3 separate regions of the Mus musculus genome follow, and regions 1 and 2 are each linked to region 3. The links are chromatin loops, found by intact Hi-C in ENCODE. Cell type or tissue: gastrocnemius. All regions are shown on one strand. Region 1 overlaps Wdr59 (WD repeat domain 59). Region 2 overlaps Fa2h (fatty acid 2-hydroxylase). Region 3 overlaps Zfp1 (zinc finger protein 1).

Region 1 (8,000 bases), 200 kb after region 3:
GAGTGAGTTCCAGAACAGCCAGGGCTACACAGAGAAACCCTGTCTTGAAAACAAAACAAAAACAAAAACAAACACAAACTGAAGACTGGCAATAGAGAGCCTGGTAAGCACCGCTGTTAACAGCAAACAAACAACAGGGCCTCCTTCAGCCAACGGCCCTGAGTTAGCAGCATACGCTCACAATGCCTGAGAGGGAAGTGACTGGGAAAGTAGTCACAGAAGGATGCTTAAGGGTCAGCATCCCATGTCCTGATGCTGATCTGCTTAAAGACAGACCACACTACTCACATTACTGGCACATTAGATTAGTGAGGGCTTAATTTTTTACCTTTGTTGATTCTTAAAATAACAGTCAGTACTGAAAAGCAAGTCAGCAAAAGTGGACTTAGCTGGGGTAGGGTATATGGCTTAGGTGGTAAAGTGCCTGCCACACAAGCGTGAGGACCTGTATTGGATCCCTGGCACCAGTATAAAAGCCAGACCCGGTGATCAGGCCTGTGGCTATAGCCCTAGTCTTGGAGTTGGGCAGAGACAGATTATTGGCCAGCCAGTCCACCCCAATCTTGTGAGTTCCAGGTTCAGTAAGAGACTCTGTGCCTATTCCCCCAATAGTATAATTGAGGGGGACCCCAGAAGTTGACCTCTGCACACACACAGAGGAGCGTAGCAGCTTGATAGACCTATTTAAATTTCAGCTCCATAACTGTGACCTTGTGTAAGGTTCATGTCTCCATTTACAAAATGGAGGTTATGCCCCTCTCCCACGGAGCTGCAGTGAGTACCTGCTGGCTCGGCATGAACAGTCCAGAGCCAGAACTAACACACACTAACACCAGGAAAGTCTTTAAATCCTAAATCAAATACCGGGACACTTGGACTTGTTCCAATATCTGTTGCCAAGTGAGCTAGTCTCCTTGCAAATGAGCTGCTCCCAGCACATGAGCCTTCATATAATTAGTAAAATGCTTTTGTTAGGTTTGCTTTCAAAGTCAGGAAAGCAGGGTTATTTTCAGTGCGCTCTAAAAGCAGGCCCCGTCTGCCCTTCACAAGGTCTCCATTTCTTTCAATTGTATAATTAGATGAGCTTTTGTGAGTTGTTAACCTGTTCAAGCTCTTACCCCCCCCCCTTTTTTTTGTACTAAAGAGCCACAGTGACTTCATATTCACAGTGTTTTTAGCATCCTTCTGTCCAACCCAGAAGATACACTAAATGGTCATATTCCCTTCCAAATGGAATCTTTTTTGGCATAGAAATGAAAAGGGAAGCTTTTTACACTTCTGTGTGTTTGTGCACTCGTGTGCACATGGGTAAATGTGTCACTCTTGGAAGGGCAGAGGACAACCGGTGAGGGTCAGTTTTCTCTTTCCACTAAATGGGCTCTAGGGATCAAATCATGATTGTCAGGCTTGGCAGTAACTATCAGCCACCACTGAACGACCTGTACTCAGACCACTCACATACTCAGACCTGTGGGTGTGTAGTTTTCGACTAATTAAGCATTTCTGTGCTGCTCTGTAGGATAGCCATATACTAAGTTATCCCTGCAGCCGGCCATGCATCGCATGCTCCTGTGGCTACTTCTGTCTTGTCTCAGTTAACACTGCCTGGCTCCAGCCCACTCTGACATGTCCTTCCCTTATGTGAGCGGCCCCAACTGGATAAAAGGATAGTAGTTCTGGAGTATGGACATAGTTCTTCTTCAAGAAATTGGGGCCTGTAGGAGACTGGAGGCTTACCCCATAATAACAGGTCAAGGCTCCCCTGCCCCACCCCTCCCCCTTTGAAGAATCAAGAGGTGTGGATAATTATGATGAACAATTCATAGGTGTTTCAGCTAACCTACTTCACTTACTTGTCTGGAACCCAGGTGGCCCACATTTAGTAGGTCCCAAGACATATTGATTAGTATGGGAAGTCGATTCAGTGGACACTTAGAGCATTGGTTGAAACGCCTGGATTTAGGCGTAGACAGATTCCTGAAAGAGTGATTATACAGAACTCAGGAGTGGAAACGTGAGTGGTGTGGCTCCTGACCACTTACGGGCATTCACAGAAACTGCAGTTCTAGGTTGCAGTGTTAAGTAAGTCTGTGCATCTGCATCTGTGTCTCCTCGCTGTACCTTACTCACTTCAGACTGGATAGCAGAGCTCAGCATTAGCTAATAAGACAAGAAAGACTGACGGCTGTGAGACTAAATCCACAGCAAGTAATTAACTAGGAGTAGCTTGCCTAGGGCCATATTGAGGCAGAACACACAGTACCTTAGTTTTCTGATGTCAAACTGCAAGCCCCTTTTAGTTGCTCCTTATGCCTCCCCTGTTGATAACTGTGTGGCTCCCTTGCTTAATCAAGTGTCTTTGGTGACCTCTTTTAACTTTTGGAAATAAAATAGGACATTGCTCCGATAACTGGTTGTCTTTTTGAAGATGCCAGATGGGGCGACACTCTGTGACTTTTTGTTTCCCACGACATTTCTCATTCCTCACAGCCACTTCCTGAGGCAGCTCTGGGAGCTGAAACATGCGCCCATGGTCTCCCATGTCTGTTAACTGGGTTTCCCCAACTAAGTATCTTTGACCTTCAGAAATGATCGCTTATAGAAATAATTCAGGCCTGCTACAAAAGCAAGGTCTTATGTTACCCAGTGTCTCTGTCTTCAGACATAATAGCCTTGCAGAGCCCACACTGTCGTGTCTGAATTAAAATATCAACTAACCCTGTTGAAACTGTCTATGAAGAAAAAAAAAAACCTTTGAATCGTTTCAGGCAAGAACTTTGAACCTAGTACTGAACACCCTAAAGTCCCCCTTCCCCGTTTGTGGGGGATCTTTACTAACTTCTTTACCTGCTATTTTTAAATTAATTAATTAATTCTGGCTTCCTGGTATCTATTTTTGAGCACCTGCAGAATGTAGATGGCCCTGCAGTAGGTGCTTGTTTCCCCATGAGGGTCTTGGATCAAGAGCTTTGGGCCATTTGTTACCTTTTATTTCCTACAGATGCTGATTTCATGTAATTGTGGGGCACGATGTAATTTAAAGTCTCTGCAAATGACCAATGACCCAAATATGATGTACTGTGCAACTGTAGGTTCCCACTCTCCAGAGGCCCCGTTAGTCACTTCTGGTCATCTCCCTTAGAAATCGAGGAGGTGGAAGAGTAAGCGGGAAGGCTCTGACTCCGGCAACCGACCCATTAAGGCTGCTGGCAAGGTCATCATCCAGGATGTCTCGTGCCTCCTTCCCGTTCATAAGTCCTTGGGAGAGCTGTACATGTAAGTCCATGGGCCCAGGCGGCATGGGGCACGGCACCTTGGGAGCTGCAGAGCTTTGTAAAGTCTTAGACAACTTGGGGAAACTCGGTGTGGTAGCTTCTTGATAGTGACTAACAAATTGCCATAAACTGTGGCTTCAAAGAGTGTGCATTTCTTTTTTTTTTTTTTTAAGATTTATTTATTTACTATATGGAAGTACATTGTAGCTGTCTTCAGACACTCCAGAAGAGGGAGTCAGATCTCGTTACAGATGGTTGTGAGCTACCATGTGGTTGCTGGGATTTGAACTTTGGACCTTTGAAAGAGCAGTCGGGTGCTCTTACCCACTGAGCCATCTCACCAGCCCAAGTGTGCATTTCTTACCTCACTCTTTGTGTAGGTCAGGCACCCAGCTTGGTGGGCCCTCCTTGCCCCCGATCTCACCTAACTGAAAGCATAACTTTGGGCCCACCGATGGTCTCTGCTGAAGCTCAGGGTCCAGCAAGCTGAATTTAGAGCCTTCTTTTATTGAAAGACAATAGGAGCAGAGGCTGGCCTGTAGGTCTTCCAAGCCCTTGAACACATCACAGAAAGTGTTATCTTTTGAGATATACCCACAGCACAATACTTTTTAGATGGAAATCACAGTTAGTATGTACACATTTAAATCCCAAACCTTGAGAACTCAACAGAAAAGCTGGTAGCTAATTAATATTTTTCTTATTGCCTCCTCCTGAAAGTGGTGAGTATTTCCGGTCCTCCCCAGGTGGGAACCCTAAGCCCTGCAGCACCTGCTCTAATTAACCCTTCCCAGCCTGTCAGATAGAGGAGGTGTTTTGAGTGACAACCAAAGAGACACTTACCTAGGCTGGTAAATCAGGAGGAGTTCTTGGGAAGTTCAAGTAGAAACCTTCTTAGTCTTGTTTGTTTTAATTTCAGATTGAATGTGAACGACACTCAGGAGACATGTCAGAAGAATGCCACTTCTGCCATGCTTGTGGGAAGGAAGGATCTTGTCCAGGTACTGTCAATCTGTGTTGGTGAGGTTCTGGCCTTGACAATTGTCAGCTAGTGACACTGATAGGTGTGCCCACTATTTGAAGTTTCTTTTTTATTTTCTTTGCCAGTCTGCCCTCCCTCCCTCCCTCCCTCCCTCCTTTCCTCTCTCCCTCTCTCTCCTGGAACTCACTCTGTAGAGCAGGCTGGCCTCAAACTCAGGTCTGCCTGGCTCTGCCTCCCTAGTACTGGGATTTAAGGCAAGTGCCACCACTGCCACCTGTGGGTAAATTTTGTTATTAGTGCTAAGTGGGGAAGATCCTTAAGTGGCTTTTTTCCCTTAAACTATGTGGGTTTATTTTTCAATGCCACAGTGATCATTGTCGCCTAAATTTGAGAATCTGTCTGTACCTTTGTCATTTCACCTCAATTACTTTTTTTAATTTTTAAAAAAATATTTCATAAGAAAGTTTACCAGCGTGTACTTCAAGGTAGAGATGCTCAGTTTAAACATGACTTCATGGGGCTGGAGAGACGCAGAGAAGGCTGGAGCACGGGCTGCTCTGATAGGAGGCCTTGGTTCAATTCCCAGCATCCATGTGGTGGCTCACATCTGTAATTCCAGCCCCAGGGGATCCAGCTACCCCTTCTGGCCTCCTCTGGCACCAGGCATGTGCATGATAGACATACCTGCGGGCAAAACACCCATACTTGTAAAATAGTAGTACATTGTTAAATAGTAAAATCTGACAGTATGTGTAAGATGTCCGTTTCCTTCATCTCCGGAGGTTCCCATGTATTGTTCTTTTTTACTGAGACACGTTCTGCACATCACTAGTCTGCACGTTCTGCACATCACTAGTCTGCACGTTCTGCACATCACTAGTCTGCACGTTCTGCACATCACTAGTCTGCCCCTTACAGTGAGATACTTAGTTCCTAGTGTTGTCAGTGCTCTCATTAGAAACCGTGCAGAGTGTTTTTATCACCCATAAAAAGAAACTCTTGTCTTTCAGTCAGTTCTTCCCATCAGCCCTGGGCAACCGCCAGGCCCCTCCTGTCTGTCTTGCTCTCTGTTCTCTACTTGATGACAAGACTGAGCTTTGGAAGTCACTAGCAGCTCTCCCAGCAGCTCAGAGTTTCCCTCATAACTGAGTGAGTCAGCACGGAGGCCTTCCCTTGATTTTCATTTGATTAAAAACATCCCTAACAGAGGTCCTTGGTCCTGTGAAGGTTCTATGCCCCAGTATAGGGGGAATGCCAGGGCCAGGAAGCAGGAGTGGGTGGTTGGGAGGGGGCGGGGAGAGGAGGAGAGGAAGGGGGAAGGGATTTTTGGAGGGGAAACTAGGAAAGGGGATAACATTTGAAATGTAAATAGAGAAAATATCTAATTAAAAAAATCTCTAAGATTTCCATTCATCTAGTAATGAATATCATATCATCTCTCCCAGAAACCCTTTAAAAAAACTCCCTAATGGTTTAATCTATTTCCGTCAGCCCCACCCACCAGACTCTGAACACTAAGAAGGCAAAATAAGCTAATAGGAATTAGCCAAGGCCAGCTCAGAGTCCTAGAGAACACCCCAGGCAAGTTCTCTCAGGCCTTCAGCCTTGGAGGGGTTTATAGTGTGGGAACCACAAGAATTACCCCCATGGGGGATATGAAATCATTGAAGACTGCCCCACCCCAAAGAACATTCTCTCAACAGGGTTACAGCTTTTCCTTTAAGTATTCTCCCTCTTCCTTATTCTCTTCCTGCATGTCTCCGTTCCTTCCTTCTCTCCTCTCCCCAACTCCTCCCTCCCCAGTGCTTTTCTGACAGAATTGGTATGGAAGGCTAGACCAGTCTCAGTGATGTGGGGAGACGCTTGTCTTCATGTGGGCTCTGCTTGACTTCTGGGCCCTGACACTCTTTCTGTGTGTGATCCCCAGCAAGCTGCCCAGACTTTGTGAACGTCAGGGTCCCTGCTATAAAATGAGCCATACTTCTGACTTCATGAGGAAGTAAATGACATAAAACCTGTGACTGCTCCTAGCTGTCTGGACACCCACAGCTGTATGTGACGGTCATTTGTGACTTGATGATGTGTAAAGACAGAAATGACCTGATTGACAAACAGTGATGCTCAAAGAATTTGTATTGTTTTTCTTCCTGCCCTTGATGAAGATGTACTTCCTGTTTTGTGTCCCTCGCATTTACCAGTGAAGCAGATGCAAGGGCACGCTTCTGTTGAAAGCCTTTAGGAAATGTGTGTTATGGAGGGAGACTCTAACACAACTCAATAGTCAGCCATGGCAGAAAACCTGTCCTGCCATCGTTAACTTTGGCGATGAGTGTGAGCTGCATGTCTGTACTTGGAGCAATACTGGTGTGTCACTTTTTGTATGTTGCCCTTGTGCTGTATCTTACATATCTAATGTTTGCCTTTCCGAATTTTTATTTGCTTGCTGGTCTCAAATTATAGACTTGACTCAAAGTTTGTGTCTTCTTCCTTTCGGGTTTAGAATAGTGTGTTCCAGGTAGTGGGTACGATGATTATATTGCTTTTTCAAAACCAAACAAAACAAGCCGGGCAGTGGTGGTGTACACCTTTAATCCCACCACTTGGGAGGCAGAGGCAGGCAGATTTCTGAGTTCGAGGCCAGCCTGGTCTACAGAGTGAGTTCCAGGACAGCCAGGTCTACACAGAGAAACCCTGTCTAGAAAAAAAACAAAACAAAAAGCAAAACAAAGCAGAAGAGATTTTCCAAAAGCAGTATTCGATTTTTTTAAGGTCTCAAGGGGTTGCTCATCTCTTTCTGATGGGCAGTGAAGGCCTTGGGCTTACTAGACATTTAATGGACATTAGAGTGGTGATTCTAAGCCCCGTGCGGTTGGAGGCCTTGGGTGATCATCAGACTTCATGTCAACAGAAACAAAGCCAAGGTTGTTTAGTTCTTGGCCTGTTCTTTAGCTTCAAAAGAGCCCTAAAACTTTGTAATGGAGGTGACGGCATTCTCCACCCACGGCACGAAGAGCAGGTCCTCAGTGGGCTGTGGGCTGCTCTGGTTTGGTCTCTGCCGACCCTGTTCACCAGGGAAGCGTCAGAAGAGGCCAAGCACGCTGAAGAAGCTGGACCTTGGACTATGATGTGTTTGCTCTCTGAAGCTTGCTTTGTGGAAGGTTATTCTTCCTTACATGGCTTGGCCATGTGGTGTGGGTTGGGGTAAAACTCGGGATAGCCTCGCCTCCAACTCTTGGCCGTCTCAGCCTGCCAAGGGCTGGAGTTGCAAGCGTGAGCCACCATGTTTGGCTTTTAATGAAAGTTTTAAGGCTAGTGTTTCTCAGCTTTATAGTATCGTCAGTCACTGAGGACCCTGTTAATGCATCAGCTTTAATGCAGTAAGTCGGAGTGGGGCTTAGCATTCTGCCAGCCCGAGCCGTTTGCATCCTCGTAGTGAGGTTTCAGACTGTAGGAAGAGGGCAGACAGATGGGGCCCCTTTGCAGGGTCTGTGCATCTCTTCTGTGGCTTGAACTTGAGCATCTTCCTTTGGTCTGTCCAGGTTTGGTCGCTGGCTACGGTAGCTACAGATCTTTGCCTTGGGCCGAAGTCTGACCCAGATTTGGAAACACCTTGGGCTCGACATCCATTTGGGCGACAACTGCTGGAGTCCCTGTAGGTTCTGAGAGCTAAAAGTGAGGAGAATGAGTGGAGGGGGTTGTAGTCTGTAAACACATTAAATGGTCCCACCATGGTGAGGGGAGCA
Region 2 (8,000 bases), 320 kb after region 3:
TTCCTAGCTCGCCTTCCCCAGGTAAATGTCTTTCTTCTCTTCGACCAGCACCTCATCCTCTATCCCGTTTGTCTCCCTCTGCAGGGTTTGGCATCAGCACTAAACTGTGGGATTACTTTTTCCACACCCTCATTCCAGAGGAAGCCCACCCGAAGATGCAGTGACAACCCCTAGACCCTCTGTTCTGCCCTCGGTCTATCCCCAGACCCCACCCATGTCCTACCCCCCACCTCCACCTAGACCTGCTGAGGTCAGCTTGGCCAGGCATGACGGGCTCTGTCTAGCCCTGGGGCCTGGTGGAGACCTGAAAGCAGGGCTTCCCTTCCGGCTTCCTGTGTGAGGATAGCATCCTCTTGATAGCCGTGGCCCTTGGGGACTGGCTCATTCCCAGAGAATGATGGCCTCCCCGTTGGCATTCCTGCCTAAGCTTCAGCCCTCAGTGCTGTTTCAGGGTCCAGACATTGGCCCCAAGGGGCATGAAGGAAACTGACCCCACCTGTGCCTTAGAACCCTGGGCTCCCTGGGGGCTTCCCCATGCAGCAGAGGGACCGGTGTCACAGCAGAAGCATGGCATGCAGGCCTGTGGCCACATCGTATTCTCCTGTCCTTTCTTGGGAGAGTTTGATGATTCAGAAGTAAATGAAGGGCTATTCCAAGAAGAAACAGCATGATGCCTCCCACAGGCCATTCCCAGACCCCAGGACAGCCACTATGGGCCCTGCCAACCCCAGATACCAGCTGTACTATCAGCTGCGGAAGTAATCCAGTACTTGTCTGCCTGGGCAGAAAGCACAAGGGTGCCTGGCATCCTCTGCAAGGCTGACAGGAGCCCTGGCCCTTGTCTTTGGGGATCAGCAGTGGCTTTCTCTGTCTCCTCTCTCCCTGCCCAAACCACAAAACCGCTCCCCAACAGAGGCTGGAGAAGTCTACGTTGGTGAGAGCCCCAGCCTAGCCCCGGTCATACTTGGCCTCCATCTGCACAGGTAGAAACCTGCCCCACTCAGGACCCTCCCAGAAGTGCCTCCTGAAGCCAAGAAGGGACTTGTATGTGGTGCCTTATCACCCACCCTCTCCCACCCAGACTGTCCTTCCTTGTAACCAGAGCCCTCACTGCTCCTGAGTCTTATTTATAAGCTACATAAATATTTTTAATCTGGCCCCAAATGAAGTAGCTGGTCAGATGGCCCTTTCTAATCCTATGTATTGAGCTTATGTAAAAGACAAAAAAAAATCATCTTGCCTTCCTTTTTGTTCCTTTCTTACCCACAAGCGATTACTACTTGAAACTTATCAAAAACCCAATGGGTGCAAAGACTAAAGAGAGGCAGTGTGACCAGTCTATGATTTGTACTGTTTACGGTGAAGCTATCTAGAGATTTTTGGGATAAATATACAAAACTGCACTTGTGAAATAAAGATGTAAATAAATTGTATATTTTGAAAAATAAAACATTGAGAAGAAACCAGCAAAGACCCATTGGTGTTTGTTGATGGTGACTGGACTCCATTATCACTAGGAAGGAGGGACACTGACTGGTCTAGAAGGAGGAAGATGTTATCACTCTGAGCAAGTTGTACCCAGTTTCTGGACAATGGGATAATAAAAAGCTGACAGGCTGGGTATGGTCATAGTATATGCCTTTAATCCCAGCAGAGGCAGAAGCAGGTGGATGTGTTGAGTTCAGTGCCTGCCTAGTCTACAAAGTTCCAGGACAGCAAGGGCTACACAGAGAAATCCCATCTCAAACAACAAACAATGAAAAACCAAAAAGTTCCCCCATCCCTCAATACCTACCCACTGCCCACAGTTCCTCAGTATAAACTCTAGCCCGGCAATCATCTATGCTGGGATTTTGGCTAACTTGATCTTGGATAGGTCTTACACAGGTGACCACAGCTACTGTGAGGTCATGATTTCAATAACATATAAAAAAAAGTAGTAAAAATAAAAATTAAAAAAACAATAAACATATAAAACATGTAAACATAAAAAAGACAGCATCTCCCAGCATTCCTCATTCTCTATGCCTCCTCTTCTGTGATGTTTCCTGAACACAGTGATGTGGAGTTAATATAGACACTCTGGGGCTAGAGAGATGGCTCTGTGGTTAAGAGCATTGATTGCTCTTCTTAAGGTCCTGAGTTCTAATCCCAGCAACCACATGGTGGCTCACAACCATCTGTAATGAGAACTGATGCCCTCTTCTGGGATGTCTGAAGACAGCTACAGTGTACTCACATACATACATACATACATACATACATACATACATACATGCATTTAAGAAAAATAATACATTTCTGTTTTAGTCCCAGGTGTAGGACATGGGGCTGCTTCAGACTTCAGACTGTCCACAGCAGCTGACTATGTTACCTCTTGCTGTAGCAGGGGCGCCATTTTGACAGTGGCAGACAGTTCTCAGCGATCGTGTGACTCTGGGAATTTGGGGGACTCTTCAGAGAGTATATAAACGCTAGGGCCCCAAGAGCTGGATGTCTTTTTTTTTTAAGGTAGTCTTGTGCAAAGAAGAAACAAGAACAAGAAGAAACTAGATATCCTGAAGAGCAAACTTGTCCCCCAAAAACTTGATACCCCTACGCAGCAGAAAGTACTCTAACAGTAAAGATGTCGGTTTTCCCAATCTATCCTTTTTTTCTCTCCTATCTAGTGTTAGGAGGTTGAAACAGTGGAAGAAATGGGTTGGAGAAGGGTGGAAGAAAAAAAGAACCCACCAATAGCAAAGGCAGGCTACAGGGGGTAGCCAAAGGCAATAAATAGCATTTAAACAATCTATCCAACCTCAGCAGAAATTCAAGAAAGCATGTTCAAAAGAACTCATTAAATTCTGATCAGAGCAAAGCAAATACACACATTGTCTCTTATTGATCTAGCAATTGTTCTTGCCTGAGCACCTAGCGCCAGCCAGGTGTTAGCACTCCCCAGACCACTGGGTCTTTGGGTGGCGGGAGGAACTACCCCTCAGTTCTGTTCTATTGCATTCTTTCTTTAGCTCTGAACTCTGATCTCTGCTTTGTACTTTGTATCCTTTTGCCTTGTGCACAGAACAATAAGCTACATGTAGCAAAGCCCAGTATAAGTAAGTCAGCCTTGTCTCCGTCAGATCTGCCTAGGAACAGTTGGGTTTTTGCCTTCTGGTCCCTGGACTCTGCTGCCCTCTGGTGACAGCATGCAGCCCCGCCTTGTTAGGGCAGTCTTCAGAGTTCCTGTTTAGAAACCATGCTTGTGTGATTAGTTTTAAAACTTCCCGTCTTGTTCTCTGGTCTAACTTCCCTGTCTTATCTACTGTTTGGGGAGGAAATGAATACTCTCGTGTGGATTTCCAAACAGCCGCAGTGGCTGGAATTTCCCTCACAGGTATTCTGCCCAATGAATGAGTTGAATCTATAATGCATATTTCAGAATAAGTGTAATCCTTGGGAAATGCTGGAGCTCCTATCTTCATCCCACACACACAGAAAGCTAACACAAAAGAGGGGATCCCAGCTTCTCCTAGGCTCTGTGGAATACAAAACCTCCAACAAGAACAACAGTGAAGATGACACAGGACACGATTGAGAGGTAAGAAACAGTGGTTGGGGGAGGGTTAACTTTGAGAAGCATCAGAGAAACACGCCAGGTTCATTTACTTGAAGACAAGACACCAGAGTCTTTATACACTAGTCAGTCCCTTCCCCCATTAGCTTAAGATTCTCTTTGAGGGCATCACCTGTCTTTATTTATAGCCACCCCTGCCATCCATCTGTCTTAGTCCATTTTGTGTAGCTATAACAAAATGCCTGAGAGTCGGTACTTTATTAAGAAAAGAGGTTTATGTCACTGACTGTTTTGGAGGCTGAAAGTCCAAGGTTGAATGGCCCCATCTGTTTGGTTTCTGGCTATGTCTCACACAAATACAAAATGAAATCTTTAAAATTAAAAAAAAATTTAATGAAATTAAAATTCTGTGCAACACACCAAGAAGAACTACCATAAGAAAGGTGTTTTCATTAAGAGTTTCTATTGCTCTGATGAAACACCATGGCTAAAGAAACTTGAGGAGGAAAGGGTTTGTTGAGCTTACACTTCCACACTGCTGTATACTTGCTGATGCAGACACCATGGAAGAATCCTGCTTACTGGCTTCATGGCGTGTTCAGCCGGCTTTCTTATAGAACCCAAGACCACCAGCCCACGATGGCACCACCCACTTTGGGCTAGGCCCTCCCCCACTGATCATAATTAAGACAATGGCTTACAGCTGGATCTAATGGAGGCATTTTCTCAATTGACGTTCCCTCCTTTCAGATAACTCTAGCTTGTATCAAGTTAACATAAAAGTAGAAAGCAGAGAAGGGCTGAAAGAATCACTGTGCAGAAGAGATACACAGAGAGAGACATCAGACACTGGGCTTTGAGATGTGTTGAGCCCTGCTTGCTCTTCCAATCCATGTTCTATTCCACTCAGCACCTGTGGAGGCGGATCAGTGTGCACGCCTGTGTTTATTTTGCCCTGTTCTCAAAACACAAGACAAGGGATGAGTCAACAGATGGGGGAGTAAAGCCAGCTGTTTGCCTCCAAAAGTTTTGCTGCTTTTGTGTATCAACTTGTCACAAGCTAGAGTCATCAGAGAGGAAGGAGCCTCAGTTGAGGAAATGCCCCCATGAGATCCAGCTGTAGGGCAGTTTCTCAATTAGTGATCAATGGGGGAGGGCCCAGCCCATGGTGGTGCCATCCCTCAGCTGGTGTCCTGAGTTCCATAAGAAAGCAGGCTGAGCAAGCCACATGAAGCAAGCCAGTAAGCAGTACTCCTCCATGGCCTGTGCATCAGTGCCTGCCTCCAGGTTCCTGCCCTGTTTGAGTTCCTGTCCTGACTTCCTTTGGTGATGAACAGCCAAGTGGAAGTGTAAGCTGAATAAATTCTTTCCTCCCAACTTGCTCTTTCGTCATGATGTTTTGCCACAGCAATAAACACCCTGACTACAACAGTTGCTCTTATAGAGGAGCCAGATTCAATACCTAGCACCCATATAGTCTTCACAACCATCTGTAACTCCAGTCCCAAGGGACCAGACACCCTCTTCTGGCTTCCAGGGGCCCTACATATACATGGTATACACATGTATATGCAAGCAAAACACCTGTGAAGTAATTTAAGTATTAGAATAAAATAAGATGTTGATGCAATAGAGGAGTCACCCTATGGCTTCCACATACACCTGCTTAGGTGAGTGTGCACACACACCCACACATACACACAGACACATGAGTGTGCACACACAAACACACAGACACATGAGGGTGCACACACACATACATGCATACACACACATAAACACATACATACACACATAAACACATGAGCACACATGAACACAGACACAGACACATAAACACACACACACACACATAAGACAACCACACACATAGACACACATATACACACAAAAACACACACACACATACACACACAACACACCCATCTGATCATACTCACTTAAAATGTTTCAAGAATTTTCTCAGTAAGAAAAGATTTCTATATTTAATTCTGCTTATTTCACACCATTTTCTAAAACTGTTATTAGTTCTGTTTTACATTTAGATCTACAATCCTTTGGGGTTAATTTTTATAGACGGGTTGCAGCCGGTTTGTCCTTAGTTGTTATTCCTTTGCCATTTGGATACCAAATATTGAACAAGGAATTTGTAATACATATACTCTCAAGATTTGTCAATAAAAAATAACAGAAGATACAGACATTCATCAAAGAAGCAATTACTTATGGCAAAGAACCCATGAAAGATATTTAGCATCATTGGTCAACAAGAAAATGCCAATTAAAGTCACTTTGAGATATCCACACACTATTTAAATAGCTTTTAATAATGAAAAAACAACAGCAAGAGAACAAGGCTCTGGCGAGGATTCAGAGAAAATGGGTCTCGTGCACATTGATGGTGGGATGCTAGTAAATCCACTACAAAAGCTTTCACACCGGATGCTTCCAGCTCTAGCAGGTCAGTGAGCCCAGTTCTGCTACTGTTATGGTTGACTGGTGAGAGTTCACACAATTACCCACTTCTTCTGACCATGGCCTTGAGCAGAGTGGAGGCTGCCTTCTGACCTAGAACTTCAAGTGCTGACCTCTCCCCCATGGAATCTGGCTGACTACCCCATGAATCTAGTAAGTTTCTATGAAGACTACATCTTTCTTTGTCGTTAATTTGTGCATGTGTGTAAGCATATGTCCATGGTGAGAGTATGGTCAGAGGGCACCTTGCAGGACATTTTTTTCTCTCTCCTTTCGTTCACTGTGTGAGTCCCAGGTGAACTCTCACTTAGAGGCATGCACTTTTACCTGCTGAGCCATCTCGCTGGCCCTGGAGTCACACATTTCCCAGATTTTCCCTCCTCTGCCTTTGCCAGGAGAGTTGACTCACAATATATCATCTCTGTGATGGTTTGTAAATGCTTAGGCCAGGGAGTGGCACTATTAGGAGTGGTAGCCTTGTTGGAGTAGGTGTGTCACAGTGGGAGTGGGCTATAATACCCTAGTCCTAGCTGCTAGGAAGTCAGTACTCTGCTAACAGCCTTCAGATGAAGATGTAGAACTCTCATTTCCTCCTGCACCATGCCTGCCTGCATGATGCCATGTTCCAGCCTTGATAATAATGGACTGAACCTCTGAACCTGTAAGCCAGCCCCACTTAAATGTCTTTATAACAGTTGCCTTGGTCATGGTGCCTGTTCACAGCAGTAAAACCCTAACTAAGGCAGGCACATACATAAATCTCTAGACCTAAGACAACTGACAAGGGAGAACAATTACAAAGTGGGCCTGATGGCCCGAGTCTGTTATTCCAGCCACATGGGAGGCTAAGAAAGCAGGGATCACAAAAGTTCAAGACCTCCTCAGGTAACTTAGAGAGACATTGTCACAAAACAAAGAGGGGGCTGGCTCGGTGATAGGGAACTTGCCTAGCAAACACAGAATCCTGGGTTCAATCCACAGCACCACAGAAAAGAAGTGTGGTGGTGCACTTCTGTTATCCCAGGATGAAGGAGGGGAGGCTGGAGGACCAACAGTCTAAGAACACTCTTGGCTACACAGTGAATTCCATGCCAGCCTGGGCTACATGAGATCTTGTGGGGAATGTCTGTGGGGAGAAAGGGCAAAAAAAAAAAAAAAAGAGAGAGAGAGAAAATGGAGCAGGTGCAATGGCTCAGTGGTTAAGAGCACTGACTGCTCTTCCACAGGTTATGAGTTCAAGTCCCAGCAACCACATGGTGGCTCACAACCATCTGTAATGGGTTCTGATGCCCTCTTCTGGTATGTCTGAAGACAATGACAGTGTACTCACATAATATAAAATAAATAAATCTTTAATAAAGAAAAGAAGTGAGAAAACAGGTAAACTAAGCCCCCCAGACATCCCTGAACTATGTTGCCTCAAAGTAAAATGTCTCCCCATACAATTTATTTCTATTCTTTCCCAGCTATATAGCATGAGTCAGCCAACGGCATTTTCTTCTTTCTTTCCTTCCTCTTTTTAAATTTTGTTTTAGTTTTATTTTTGAGATATATATCTCAACATATATCTGAGTGTGTGTGTGTGTGTGTGTGTGTGTGTGTGTGTGTGTAGAGCTTTAGCGCTCTTGGAACTGGATTTGTAAACTAGGTTGGCCTCGAACTCACAGAGATCCTGAGTGCTGGGACTCAAGGTCTGTGCCACCACCAACTAGCTAATGAAAGGTTATTTCTTATACTAGCTAACTGGGGGTATAACTGACAAATAATAAACTCATCTTGAAAAATAACAAAGTTTGGAGATGACCTTAGAAGGGGAAAAAAAGGAACTGACCCCTACTTGGGTAACTTCACACTCCCTTAAACTTCCTCCATTACTCTCCATCCCCTGCCCCAGGATTATTCAACACAAAGCAGCTAAAGGAACCGCCTCAGCACTTCTACGGGTTACCTCCATTTTTATGTATTTACC
Region 3 (8,000 bases):
AAAGATCCCCGAGTTCACTGTATTGAAAATGGAAAGTCTGGGTCCTTATGACACAATCATATGCTGGGTTTACAGCTTTTCTTACATCAAGGCTGCTGAGCATGGTTGCGTTTTCATCTTTCTACTGTGGCCCTACTTTACCTGAGCAGATTTAAGAGTTTGTGCTCTGCCTTGGTCTAGACCTTTAAAAGCCCTGATGTATACTAGCTACTCCTTAGGATCCTGCTGCTGTCTAAAACCATCTCATTTTTGTATTGAAAAATCTGTGCCCATTCCCACGGGTTAAATACAAGGTCATCATTCTGGTAAATTGAGAACATAACTAAAACTCCCAGTACTAATGTGTCAGGCAAGCACTGATAAATCTGGAGAGAGGAGTATTTGGAAGTGTGCCAGGGATCAAAACTACAAGCCATCCTGAGCTCTTAGTCATCTCTAAAGGTTTTTGGAATTGAAAAATAGTTCCAGGGCTGGAGAGATGGCTCAGAGGTTAAGAGCACTGACTGCTCTTCCAGAGGCTCTGAGTTCTATTCCCAGCAACCACATGGTGGCTCACAACCATCTGTAATGAGATCCTACGCATTCTGGTGTGTCCAAAGACAGTGACAGTGTACATACATACATACAAATAAATCTTTAAAAAAAAAGAAAGAAAGAAAGATAGTTCCAAAGGAGGCTGGAAACGTAGCTCTGTTAGCAAAGTGCTTAGCTACCATACCTAAAATGCCCTGGGCTCCATCCCAGCACCACATAAAACCAGGATAGCAGTGCATGTCTGTGATTGCTTGAGAGTCCAACTGGGAGGATCAGGAACCCTACACTCGGCTTACATACAGAGTTCAAAGCTAGGCTGGGCTAGATGAATCCTTCCACAGTGTGCATCTTTTGCCCAGCACTGGGGCAGGAGGGTTAGAGGCTAATGATCTCTGAGTTCAAGACCAGCTAGGGCCACATAATTGAGATCCTGCCTTAAAAACAAACAAAATCCTGTAAACCTCAAATGTACTCAAACTGTTCAAAGCCTCAGATATCACATCTGCCATTTTCCTTCTGTAGCTCCCTTGGAGAATTCTGAATTGACCATTCTAACTACACTGTCTACAACTCCTATCATCCCCAAAGCTGTCCTTACCCACTGAAAGTAAGTTGCTGTAGTTCTCCAGCATTACATCCATGTACAGAATCCTCTGCGAGGGGTCCAGTTGCTCCCACTCCTCCTGGGTGAAGTCCACAGTTACATCAGTGAATGAAACGGATCCCTGAAATGACACAGTTCCTTCTAGAGTGGTTAGCTTTGGGAGATGGAAAGGGCACAGGGAAAGTTACTCTGGCCATGTTCACAGTCCCAACTGTGCTACTTGTCCGGTGTTTGTCACGGCTCTCAACAGTGAGGACATTACTCAGGACAGGTGTGGTAGTACACACCTTGAACCCCAGCACTTGGGAGGTAAAGGCAGGGGGATCTAGCTGAGTTTGAGGCCAGCCTGGTCTACATAACACATTTCAATCTAGTCAGGGATCAAAAATAAAAGCTAGAAAGAGACAAATCCACACTGATGCAGAGGCCTACATCAAATGACAAAGGAAAATGTTGTGGTGACCCCAAACCATAGTTTTTTTGTTGCTACGGCACAACTGTAATTTTGCTACTGTTATAAAATCTAAGTACCTGGTATGTGACCCACAAAAGGGTTTGAGACCCATAGGTTGAGAACCACTGCCATAAAATGACCCAGTCTTTAAAAAAAAAGGAAAAAGCAGCAATAAAACAATAATTCAAAAAAGGAGAGCCGAGGGAAGTGTCCAGAGTTTGCAAAACAGCAGCTACTCTAGTGACACCAGGCTGGTCTAGTATGGTTGGGAGGAATTTGAAAGCAGGCATTTTAAGGCCTAGCATCAAGATCTTCGATGCCACTGTACCAGATTTTAACTCAGCCTATGTGCAGATGCTTTTTTTTTGGGGGGGGGGGTTTCAAGACAAAGCTTCTCTGTATAGTCCTGGCTGATCCTGGAACTCACTCTGTAGACCAGGCTGTCCTCGAACTAAGAAATCCGTCTGCCTCTGCCTCTCGAGTGCTGGGATTAAAGGCGTGCGCCACCACGACCGGCTCTATGTGCGGATTCTTACATGTACTTGCTCTGGTCTGTCCTGGACATGTGCTAACTAAGGACATTTCTCTCCTCCTTCTACACCAAGATGCCTTGGATCAGGTAAGGATACTCCATCCATCTAACAGATCTGCCTGCTTTTAACCAACTCCCGAGAGCTGGCAGTCAAGTGGTAGAGCCAGAAGCAGAAGATAGAGAGCATCTGCCTCATCAAACAGTGCTGTCAAACACTGAGCACTGGATGCACACTCTGACCCGGCCTGACACACCAGCAGCATTGAGCCCTGTACTTCCTATCCTGACCTTGCCAGTGACTTTCTCAGTGAGGGTTCTGTGAGCTTTCGGGAAAGCTACAACTAGACTATGAGCCACAGCTTAGGTAAGTATTGCTGTCTGCCAGTAAGACTATCCCTTATACTGCCACCAGCTAATGCAATCTGAACACAAAGGGCCAATGAGACAGTTACCTGGGTAAAAGGGCTTACTGTCAAGCCTGAAGACTGAGTTCCTTACCATGTGGTGGAGAAAACTGACCCTTGAAAGTTGTCCTCCGACCTCCAGGAGTACACTATGACACACATCCCCTAAGCCCCCAACCATGTGCACAAAACTTTTAAAATGTAACTTAAGAAAACCCAACTCCCCAAGAAGGGCTCAACTGAGCTGGCATCGCAGGGAGCTGGCAGCCGCTTCTTAACCCAGGTATGCACAAGCGCTCACACTGCAGACCGTTTCTTTTCTGGGTTTGGGGTGGGGGTACTAGAGATCAAGCCCGAGGCCTCAAGGATGCAAGGCAAGTACACTATTAGCAGAGTATATCCCTCCCTAGTACTTTACTGTGTACACTGTTATTACACAAGGCATAAGGAAAGAGGGCTGGCAGCTTGACTCGGTGGTAAGCCAGTCATCAATGCTGACGACCTGGGTTCAATCCCTGGAACTCACATGATGGAAGAACCAACTCCTGAAAGTCAAGGCTCAGATGCCGTAGCACACACAAAACGGGTTTTAAGACCGTCTCCTTATGTAGCACTATCTGGAGCTGAATTTACAGAGGCTACCTGCCTCTGCTTCCTGAGCTGCTGGGCTAAGGGTGTGGACACCATGCCCCTTACAACATTAATGAGAATGAGAGAGTTTTATGCTCTAATAAATCCAAAAGATGTCATTTGCTCTGCTGGTGCACACCTATAATCCCAGAACTTGAGAAGCTGAGGTAGTACCATGATTTCAAGGCAAGCCCCAACTACACAGTTTCCATGTCAACACCAGCTATACAGCAGGATTCTCTCCCCCTCACCTCCACAATACTACTAAACAAAACAAACCCAGCCAGGTGGTGGTGCACATCTTTAATCCCAGCACAAGAGAGGCAGAGGTAGGAGGATCTTGAGTTCGCAGCCAGCCTGGTCTATGAGAGTAGAGAATTCCATGATAGCCAGGGCTACATAGAGAAACCCTGTCTAGAAACAAACATACAAACAAACCCAAAAAACAAAACCAAAGTTAACCCCCTGAGTAATCAAAAAACAACCAAAAAAACCCCCAAAATACAGTACAGACTAAGAACATCTTTGAAAAACACTTATCTGACAGAGCTGAGAGATGGCTCAGTGGTTAAGAGCACTGGCTACTCTTTCACAGGACCCCAGCTGGATTCTCAGAACCCACTTGGCAACTGACCACTGTAACCCCAGTCCCAGGGAATCAGATACCCTCTTCTGGGCTCCAATACACCAGGACACATGGCAATGCAATATTCTGAGAATATCTTACATTCTAAGAGACTGGAACTTCACAGCTAATATATTTTAAGGTCCCTTAAAATTTAAGACTGTCAATGTTACTGTACCCTCGAACTTTAGCCTGCCTTTAAGAGAACAATGTGATAACAAACATTAGATGCCTTGGGTGTACTAAGTCATCAACTTTTACAACCTGAGCTAATGCACAGCTCTAATCTTATGTATTTTAAATGCCCCGACCCAGGGCAATGCATGTGTACCATCTGCCGAAAGCAGCAAATACTCCCTAAAACCCACCATAATGTTAAATAATCATAATCTCTAGTTAATGTGTTATCTGTCAGCTGGAGTCAGCTCAATTCAGGGACTGAATCCCTTGTAAAACTTAGATTTCAGTAAAGTTCCCCACTGCCATGTAGTGCTTTCTGGGCTGCCCAATAGAGACAGAGCAAACCCTTTGCTAGGGACAGACCACTCCCACACATAAGACACATATTGCACATACAGACTCTACACACACACAGGGACAGGCAGGCCGAGAGAACCCCACCTGCACTCACTCTGGCGACATAACTCCAAGGGGACGTGCTTTTTTTTAGTGTGATATCAACGCATTATTGGTAACTCAGTTAATCACGAATGTCCTTCACTAATCCCATAAGATGCAAAATGGCAAGAGGGGCACCAGCACATTTGATAAGCTTTGTTGTTGCCCCTTTCCTTGCGCCAGGCCTTAGGGTTGGGGATGTTGCTGCTCAGTTGGATGAATTGAATGCAAGTTGACCAGGCCTGAGTCTAATCAGGCCCCCAAGCAGAAGCAGCAGGTGGCAGCACTGAGTCACCAAAGACAAGATGACTGTAGTTATAATGGGAAGCACAGGCAAAGCAATGTCCATATAGGTCTAATCTGTGGTGAATTTTATAATGGCATAACTCTCATGGACCTTTGGTGCTGGTTAATCAACCATGGTACTTCTGGCATGAAATGGTAAGAAGCCTACTGCATTCTTTTTTCTTTTTTCTTTTTTTAAAGCAGCTGTACAAATGGAAAATCTCTTAACAAATAAAAGAAAGGCTACACTGGATCATGGCAAAAGGGGATCTCTGCCTGTGAACTGATTCCCATACTTGAGCCAGTTTGCAGACCCAGAAGTCCATGGATGAAGGATCTTAATAAAATGCCTAAAAATGTTACTCTTAGCCTTTCTCCAGTCGTTCCCCAGAGGGACCTATGGCCTTTTACAAGGGGAACTGTACAGTGGGGGAAAGGAAGCAATCAGATTATCTGGGTCTATTGGTGGATACTGATTCTTGCTGATTGCGGGAACCCCAAAAACATTGTTGTCCTCCAATTAAAGTTAGAGCTTATGGAGGTCAGATGATTCATGGAGTTTTGGTTGAAGTCCAACTGGGTCCCCAAACTCATCCTCTGGTTATTTCCCCAGTCCCAGAATGTATAACTGGGGTGCATATACTTAGAAGTTGGCAGAATTCTCACACTGGTTCCCTGACCTGTGGAATGAGAGCTATTACTGTTGGAAAGGCTAACTGGAAGCCTTTAGAGTTGCCTCGGTCAGGGAAAATAGTAAATCAAAAACAGTAGCACATCCTGAAGGAATTGCAGAAATGTGTGCCGCCATTAAGGACTTGAAGGATGCAGGCAGGGGTGGTGTCCCTGAGCAGATTAACACATCTCCTAGCACACGGTTTGCAATTATTGGTCTATTAAATGCCCCTTTTCCTAGTACCTGTCCATAAGATCACCAAAAACAATTTCTTTTCAGCTGAATTTCCAGCACCCGAGTCAGAGGTTTCTCTGTACAGCCTGACTGTCCTGCAATTTGCTCTGGAAACCAGGCTGGCCTCAAACTCACACCCAGCTGCCTCCAAAGCACGGAGATTAGATGTGCCACCATGCCTGCCTGAAGCTTTCAATTGGATCTTGATCATCAATTTCACAAAATATCGGTTCACCATATTGAGGACATGCTGATTAGACAGAGTGAACAGAAGGTAGCAACCACTTCAGACTTGTTGGTAATACATACATACATCAGAGATGGAAAATAAACTATAATCCAAGGGCCTTCTACCTCAGTGAAATTCTTGTTTGTTTGTTTGTTTTTGAGACAAGATTTCTCTGTGTAGCCCTGGCTGTCCTGGAACTCACTCTGTAGACCAGGCTGGCCTCAAACTAAGAAATCCACCTGCCTCTGCCTCCCAAGTGCTGGGATTAAAGGCGTGCGCTCAGTGAAATTCTTGAGAGTCTAGGGGTGCGAGGCCAGCAGAGACATCGGTTCTAAGGTTAGGGATGCATTACGCAGCGGCCCCTCCCACCACCAAGAGGCAGCACAGGGCTTAGAGGGTCTATTTGGATCCTGTAGACAGCACACTCCTCACTTGGGTGATTATTCCCACTCATGTATCGGGTGACTCAGAAAGCTGCGAGCTTTGTGTGGGGCCTGGAACACAAGGCTCTTCAACAGTTCCAGGCTGCCCTACCACTTGGACCATATGACCCAGCAGACCTGATGGTATATGAGTTGTCAGTGGCAGACAGGGATGCTGTCTGGAGCCTCTGGCAGGCCCCTGTAGGTGAATCACAGGAGAAACATTTGGGATTTTGGAGCAAGGCTCTACCTACCATTATCTGCAGACAACTATTCTTTTGAGAGACAGCTGTTGGTCTGCAATTGGCCTTAGTGAAAACTGAACATCTGACAAAGGGATACCAAGTTACCATGCGCCCTGAGCTGCTGTCTATCATGAGCTGGGTGTTATCTGCCCCACTGTGCCATAGTAGGGCAGGCACAGCAGCAATCCACTATCAAATGGAAGTGGTCTACACACGATCAGGCCTGAGCAGGTCCTGAAGGCACAAACAAGGTACATGAAGTTCTCCAAATGTCTATGGTTTCTACTCTCATTACAATACTATCTACTGCCAGGCATGCGCCTATAGTCTCATGTCATGTGCCCTGTGATTGGTTTGAAGAGAAGACTAGGGCCTGGTTTACTGATGGATCTGCACCTTATGCAGGCACCACCCAGAAGTGGACAGCTGCAGCATTACGACCCCCTCTGGGACAACCCTGAAAGACACCAGTGAAGGCAAATTGTCACAGTAGGCACAACGTCAGGCAGTACATGCCATCATAGATTTTGTTTGGGAAGAAAAATGGCCATGTTCACTGATTCATGGGCTGTATCCAATAGATTGGCTGGATGGTCAGGGACTTGGAAAGAGCATGGTTGAAGAGATGGTGAGAAAAAAACACTGGGAAAGAAGAATGTGGACTGACCTCTCCAAATGGGTAAAGGGTGTGAAGATTTTTGTGTTCTATGTAAATGCCCATCAAAAGGTGACTTCAGCAGAGGAGGCATTCAGTAACCAAGCAGATAGGATGACCTGTGCTGTGGACAGTCAGCCTCTTTCCCCAGCCAACCCTGTCATTCCCCTAAGGGCACATGAACAAAGTGGCTATGGTGCATACCTCACCACGGACTTCACTCATCAAGGCTGACCTGGCTACAGCTGCTGCTGAGCACAGCCAACAGCAGAGACCAATATACGGAGCCCAAGATATGGTACAATTACCTGGGGTGACCAGCCAGTGACCTGGTGACAGACTGATTACACTGAACCACTTCCTCTGTGAAAAGGACAATGCTTTGAATTGATACTTATTCTGGTTATAGATGTACCCTTTCCTGCACATAAGGCTTTTGTCAAAACCACCATCTGTGGAGAATGCCTTATCCACCATCGTGGTATTCCACACAGTATTGTTTCTAAGGAACTCACTTCACAGCCAAAGAAGCATGACAATGGGCCCATGACTTGGAATCTACTGGTCTTACCATGTTCCCCACCATCCTGAAGCAGCTGGCCTGATAGAAAGATGGAATGGCCTTTGGAGACACAGTTATAGTGCCAATTAGGTAGCAGCAGCATGGAGGGCTAGGGCAGGGCTCTCCTAAAGAGAGTGTATGCTTTGAATCAGTGTCTGATTCTGTCTTTGAATCAGTGTCCAATATATGCTAGGTTTTTTCCCAAAGCCAAGATCCATAGGTCCAGGAATCAAGGAGTGGAAAATGGAATAGTTCCACTTACTGTCACCCCAGTGACCCACTAGGAATTTTTTT

The links. Hi-C counts contacts between places; a loop is a spot of excess contacts. Peaks named below come from ENCODE experiments on the same cell type or tissue, not always from the same donor. Only the 100,000 strongest peaks of a DNase experiment are listed, where the experiment ranks them.
Region 1: it touches region 3 in a loop (3-fold over the local background); 10 of 42 quality-filtered maps call a loop at or near these places.
Region 2: a loop joins it to region 3, with 13 times the contacts of the local background. A loop is called at or near these places in 17 of 42 quality-filtered maps.

The regions. Positions count from the first base shown.
Region 1 is chr8:111,462,065-111,470,064 of GRCm38, reverse strand. Wdr59 (WD repeat domain 59) reads left to right here. Exons shown (of 26, transcript NM_001170742.1): 19 at 3,143-3,276; 20 at 4,195-4,276; 21 at 7,797-7,909. Among named protein-coding and RNA genes, the nearest start is that of Gm24793, 47 kb to the right of the region's middle. In gastrocnemius, a CTCF peak has its summit at 4,531; a DNase peak (open chromatin) is centred at 868; H3K27ac peaks cover 1,445 bases.
Region 2 is chr8:111,338,606-111,346,605 of GRCm38, reverse strand. It overlaps Fa2h (fatty acid 2-hydroxylase), which reads left to right. Exons shown (of 7, transcript NM_178086.3): 7 at 85-1,468. The coding sequence ends at 164. Among named protein-coding and RNA genes, the nearest start is that of Mlkl, 4.4 kb to the right of the region's middle. In gastrocnemius, no CTCF peak of the experiment used is centred here; DNase peaks (open chromatin) are centred at 442, 758 and 3,174; H3K4me3 peaks cover 158 bases; H3K27ac peaks cover 129 bases.
Region 3 is chr8:111,659,337-111,667,336 of GRCm38, reverse strand. Zfp1 (zinc finger protein 1) reads right to left here. Exons shown (of 4, transcript NM_001037665.2): 3 at 1,133-1,259. Among named protein-coding and RNA genes, the nearest start is that of Zfp1, 20 kb to the right of the region's middle. In gastrocnemius, a CTCF peak has its summit at 4,665 (motif pointing right); a DNase peak (open chromatin) is centred at 4,672; H3K27ac peaks cover 209 bases.